2 separate regions of the Homo sapiens genome follow, and region 1 is linked to region 2. A link is a loop called in an ENCODE intact Hi-C map of the cell type or tissue named here. Cell type or tissue: sigmoid colon. All regions are shown on one strand. Each heading gives the region's core, and the rest is flanking DNA. Links, peaks and the distances in the headings are about the cores only.

Region 1 (2,915 bases), core at 203-2,702, 420 kb after region 2:
TTGAAGCCTTATAAGGGCACTGGCTAGAGAGGTGTACATAATGGAAAATTTGCCAGATAGCCAGAGTTCACAACAGTGGAACCTTGAACAGAATTCCAAAATCTGTTTATAAGAAACTTGTTTAAGATGACCCTCATCCTTTGAGCTGCATGTTTTTTTTTTCTTTTTTGATAACGGAGTCTTACTCTGTCGCCAGGCTGCAGTGCAGTGGCACAATCTTGGCTCACTGCAACCTCTGCCTCCCGAGTTCAAGTGATTCTCTTGCCTCAGGCTCCCGAGTAGCTGGGACTACAGGCGCCCGCCAACACGCCCGGCTAATTTTTGTATTTTTAGTAGAGACGGGTTTCACCATGTTGGCCAGGATGGGCTCGATCCCTTGACCTTGTGATCCACTCACCTTGGCCTCCCAAAGTGCTGGGATTACAGGCATGAACCACTGTGCCTGGCCTGAGCTGCATGTTTTAATCCTCTTGTTTGTTAGAAAAAAAACAAAGGGAAATCTCTCAATGGTTGGGTGTTTAAAATAGGTAATCTCAGACTACTGTATGGCATCTAAATTCAGATAACTTCATTTAGTCGTATTTATTTCACAATAGGAAACTCTCCAGTACAGCTCATACCTACTTTATAATTGTGGTATGTATTGAAACAGTTGCATACTAAGTTGTAAACTTGATGAAGCAGCTAATAAAACTTGTACTCAAGTCCCTTAACAAGTTTCTAAGAAAGAACTAGAAAATGGTTTTAATAAACATAGAAGTTGTTGCTTCAAACTTGTGACACAAATGTATGACATAAGAAACTTTTGTTTATATATTATGTATTAATTTTGTATGTATGTATGGGTAGGCATGCACACATAAACGTATCAACAAAGATTGCTTTTCTCCTATCTTGACTCTGCAATTAGCTTTAAGTCAGTGTTGGAACCTGTCAAGTTTGAGAAGTTTACTTTTTAAAGTTTCTAATTAAACTCAGAGGGGGCAGGAAACATATTTGTAATCAGCTGCTGTCCTTCTTTGCCTCTTGATATTCTAGTTGGAAGACTGAGGGGAGCAAATAAAATTGCAGATAGAAGCTTGTCTCTAATTCTTTTTTGTGGCCTTGCTGACAAGTCATCTTGCTGGGAAATATGGGGCGAATTGGCTTGTTTCTGAGACTCTCTTTGCCTCTAGTCCACAGGGATGAAGGCAGATAGTTGCTGGGAAATCCATGAGTTGATACTAGCAGGCTGAAGCTCTGTGCTGGGGGTTGTGTGGCTGTGGCACAGGTTCCCTGGCTTGTTTGGAGGGGAGGAGTCATGGTTCTGCGTCAGGAAAGGATCCCATTGCTATGAGCTGTGTTTATTGAATCTGTCATTTGGCCATTGCTATCTTGTTCTATTCTTTCATCATTCATGTTTCTTGTTTTTTCCCTAACTAAAGCTTACTTTTTATAAAACTGTCTGCATTGCTTAGATCTTCCAAAGCATGCGGTAGATATTTTATAAATATTTGGACTAAAAGGCTCAGAATTTCTTAGCGTAAAACTTCTGAGTCATCCATTCTGTGACGCGATGGATGAAAAAACAGATCTAGAGAAGTCTAGATGGCTCTTCCAGGTCTCAGATCTTCTCTGCCTTTTTTTTTTTTTTTTTGTACTCTCCTTTGCTTTGGTAAGGGTATGACCCTGTATAGCTTTAAACAAAACATTATGGATTAAATTTACACATACAGATCAACTTAAAAGTAGATTCACACGAGCACGTCTCACATGTACACTATGTTCTAAAAGGTAATGCATTCTCTTCAAAGAATAAGGATAATTCCATTTTTAGTAGAAGCTTCAGACATTGTAGTTGATAAAGCAAAATAAAATTTCAATATGAAAGATAGTTTTGATGAGGAAAGATTTCTTCAGCTGTTCTATCCATGATATATTCCAAGTGCTTATCACAGTGCCTGGCAGAGAGGTGGCACTCAGTAGAGCCTTGAGTTCATTGAATGAATGAATGCATGGATGAATAAGAGAGAAGAAGGAAGAGAGGATGGCAGGTGGGATGAAGGAAGGTCTGATGAACATTTCTGCGTTTGGTTTTCAAAACACATTTTTCTAACCACAGCACCCATGCTCTTGGGTAGCTGGTAGTGGTAGCATCAGCAGCCACCCCTCAGCTGTCCCTGCAGTAGCCATTGTATCAGAGCAGCTTGCAGGTTCCTGCAGTGCCAACTGTAGCTGTTTCCTGGGAGGCAGGATGTGACTGTTATTGAGGGGACCTGTTTTGAGGGCCTCAGGAATGCTTTTTCCTTTACTTGCTCTCAATATTCATTTTCCTTTTGTACTCTCAGTTGTCTTCTTATAGACTTTAGTAGTAGACAGATAAATTAGCAGGGTCCCATTGCAGGAATATCCGTGCATATCTTCCTTTCTCTTGTATTGTCAGTGGAAACTATTTATTAAACTTACGAACAGGATGAAGTTTTATTTCATTTCTGGTTTTCTGTTGTGCCTTTCCTCTCCGCTGTGTTATATGTTATTGTAATAGTGTTGTGGCACAGTGTCATCTAGTCTAGCAAGAGTTTCTGGGATGTCTTCTGTCCCTGTACTCTTGAGCTTTTCCACTCTGGGCTCTGCTGATTGCTTTCTCCAGTTTCACATCCATCCCATACACAAAATAATGCAGGCCTAGGATCAAAGTTTTTGTTTGAGCAATGTGTAGAAGTGAAAACATCATATTTGGAATCAGAAAAATTGAGTTTAAAGATTGCATCTACGATAGACTCGTTGCATTTATGGACAATTACTTTGTATCTAAAGATTTCATTTTTTTTGAAACATGAAATTCTTGATTTTTCGTATGAACTAATGAGATAATGGAATGATATCTTCCTAGTGTGTGTAACATATCTGCTTACTAAATGTTAACTTATAATTAC
Region 2 (2,915 bases), core at 309-2,808:
TGAAAGTAAGGGACTTCCTGGATTTGGGTCTAAGATTGCAGTTGCTGTTTATAAGTTTGATTAATCCAGCATTGTCTGTTTTTGTAAAATAGCTTATTTAGATATATTTGATTAGCATTTGTTGGGCTCCTTTGTACCTGCTTGTTCTCTCCTGAAGGTGAAGGAAAATACCATTCCTTACCAATCTTTCTTCTTTCCCTTGCTCTGGTCCAAAGGGGAAATTAACTTGGCTCTAGCTGACCAGCTACTGGCCACCTCCCATCTTCACCCTTACGTGAGGCCTGGGAACTTGGCAGGGGGTGCAGGGATGTAAGTCCTGATGTCCATATGCGGGAGAAGACAGATGCCCCAGCTCAAACAGAGAGGATAAATTCACCTTTCCTCTACCTTTTTTGTTCTATTCGGGCCCTCAAGGGATTGGATAGTGCCTATTTGCAATGGTGAGGGCAATCTTCTTTATCCAGCCCCCAGCTCAAATGCTAATCTCTTCTGGAAACACTCTCACAGACACACCCAGAAGTAATGTTTACCACTATCTGGGCATCCTTTAGCCCAGTCAAGTTGACACATAAAATTAACATCACAGCTGATGTGGGTCCTGAGTGGGCCTCCTCGGAGGGTTTGCTGTAGAAGGGCCCTCTGCAGATTTGAATAGCTCTTTCCAAGCAAACAGGCAGATCAAAAGTGAAATGATCAAAGAGAGTCTAACAAAGACATCGCGCCTGAGTGAGGTGAAGTGTGAATTGTGGAAGCTCTGTTTATGTTCCGATTCCTTGGGGAGTTGGGTACAAAGGCAAATTTTATTGCAGTAATGAAAAAAATCCATTGATTTACATGGTTCTGAAAATGCATCTAGCCAGATGAAAGAACACAAACAAAACAAGAATTAACATGATTCTCCTCCTGTCTCCTCCCTCCTCTTCCCTTCATGAATGTGGGTTTTGGGAGGAAATATGACTTGTGGATGAGGCAGAAAGCAGGGGCAAACTTCAGATGCTGCCTGGTTCCACCACGTGGACTTGTCTCGCCAGCCATCCAGATGGGCAGAGTGACAGGAGGAAGGCTTCCTGCCAGCTCCTAGCTGTCCCCATCCTGAGTTCCTATTTGACATGTTAAACAATTACTCAGATAAAGACATAAAAGGCATGGAGAGTATCAATTCTCCCCCCGACCTCTCTCATCTGAACCTTCTTCTTGTGTTTGGAGAATTGCTTACATAATAAGCCCTGATGGGAAGCAGAGCTTACCTCCAAAAATAGATTCTGAAAGTGTCAGACACTGGTTGGGCGCGGTGGCTCACGCCTGTAATCCCAACACTTTGGGAGGCCAAGGGGGGCAGATCACAACGTGAGGAGATTGTGACGTTGATGAAACCCCGTCTCTACTAAAAATACAAAAATTAGCTGGGCATGGTGGTGCGTGCCTGTAATCCCAGATGCTCGGGAGGCTGAGGCAGGAGAATCGCTTGAACCAGGGAGTCGGAGGTTGCAGTGAGCTGAGATCGTGCCACTGCACTCCAGCCTGGCAACAGAGTGACATTCCATCTCAAAAAAAAAAAGTGCCAGATATTTGGGTCCCAGGCCTCCGTGCAGCTGGAGTGTGGATAGGTGACACAACCACTCAGGCTCACCGCCCTCCACCCACTTTGAACAGAGGATAGGAACTCAGAATAGTGACTGAGACAAATTCCTTCTGGTGGCAGAAGCTCTGGGTTTCCAGGTCACCACTGGCACCACTGTAGCATCTATGTCCATGGTCCAGGGCCAGACACTGAGCAGGCAATGCCATCCAGGCGCCAGGAGCAGCAACATCCTCTGCAGCTGGGCTCTGTCGAGTGGTTTGTGATGCCATCCCTTCTGCTGCTCAGGCTACCTTCTCCCTGTTCCACCCAAAGTTCTGTGACCTTTCCAGTGCACCAATGAACCACTCAAAATATTTGCAATCAATTTCTTCTCTGCTTATAGCAGCCAGAGTTGGCTTTGTTGCTTCCGACTAAGAACCGTTGACTGGCAGCATGCTTTTCAAACTTTACCAAAGCCATGAGGCTGGAAGGAAAGCAATCTACTGGATGGCGTAACAGGATACAAAAGACTATCAGGAGTTGGAAACTAAGAAGAGGATATCAAACAGATAAATGGGTGTGCCCAAATTGAGCCCAAAATCCAGCACCATGAGACCAGGCTTGAGCAATACTTCTCCAACCTGAGTTGGAAAATTCAGACACTTTCACAAAACAAAGGGACACTCTCAGCATTGATTTTAAATATATTTTTTATCACATTGCTACTCAAATAAAAGAAATGTAAAATTAAGTATAAGCACCTTATGATCATGGCTCATTTACAGTTATAAAACCAAAACAAATTTACAAATTAATTACCAGCAGAACTACAAAAGCAATAACATCCAAATTAACGTCATTAATTTAATGTGAGAGATGATAATGTTTTGCTGAAACGGGATCATTGCTCGCCACATGACTCTGGCAGCGACTGCTAAGGCACGTGGGGTTTCTGAGAGGGGCTGGCCTGTCTACACTCCCCAAGCTAGGAATCCACTGAGCCCTGTAAACCCTCCCATCCGTCACATTTCAGCTTCCCCCCAATTTTTTTTTGTTGCTGCTGTTGTTGCTGTTCCTTTCACCCTTTCCTCCCTGCTCCTCTTAATTTTTATCAGAGTCTTGTCTCCAGCTAGCTGGGCTTTTGTCTTGGTGCCCTGACTTGCATCAGATTTTCTTCTTTCTGTGAATCAGTCCTTCCTAACTGAGTCCTAACACCCTGGGATTGAAGGCATTGGCCCAGTTGAAGCCCGGGGTGACCTCTGGTCAAACTAACTGAGGCCAGAAGGCAAGATCAAGTGGTGCTCATATGATGGCTCCCACAGCACCTTGGCATTAATGAAGATGCGGAGGGACA

Evidence for each region. Peaks named below come from ENCODE experiments on the same cell type or tissue, not always from the same donor. Only the 100,000 strongest peaks of a DNase experiment are listed, where the experiment ranks them.
Region 1: a loop joins it to region 2, with 5 times the contacts of the local background. A loop is called at or near these places in 1 of 110 quality-filtered maps.

Annotation. Positions count from the first base shown.
Region 1 is chr18:7,901,216-7,904,130 of GRCh38, forward strand. The region is part of intron 3 of PTPRM (protein tyrosine phosphatase receptor type M); the gene reads left to right. Among named protein-coding and RNA genes, the nearest start is that of PTPRM, 340 kb to the left of the region's middle. In sigmoid colon, for the core only: no CTCF peak of the experiment used is centred there; a DNase peak (open chromatin) is centred at 1,266; H3K27ac peaks cover 637 bases.
Region 2 is chr18:7,484,085-7,486,999 of GRCh38, forward strand. No RefSeq gene overlaps it. Among named protein-coding and RNA genes, the nearest start is that of PTPRM, 82 kb to the right of the region's middle. In sigmoid colon, for the core only: no CTCF peak of the experiment used is centred there; DNase peaks (open chromatin) are centred at 1,052, 1,287 and 1,777.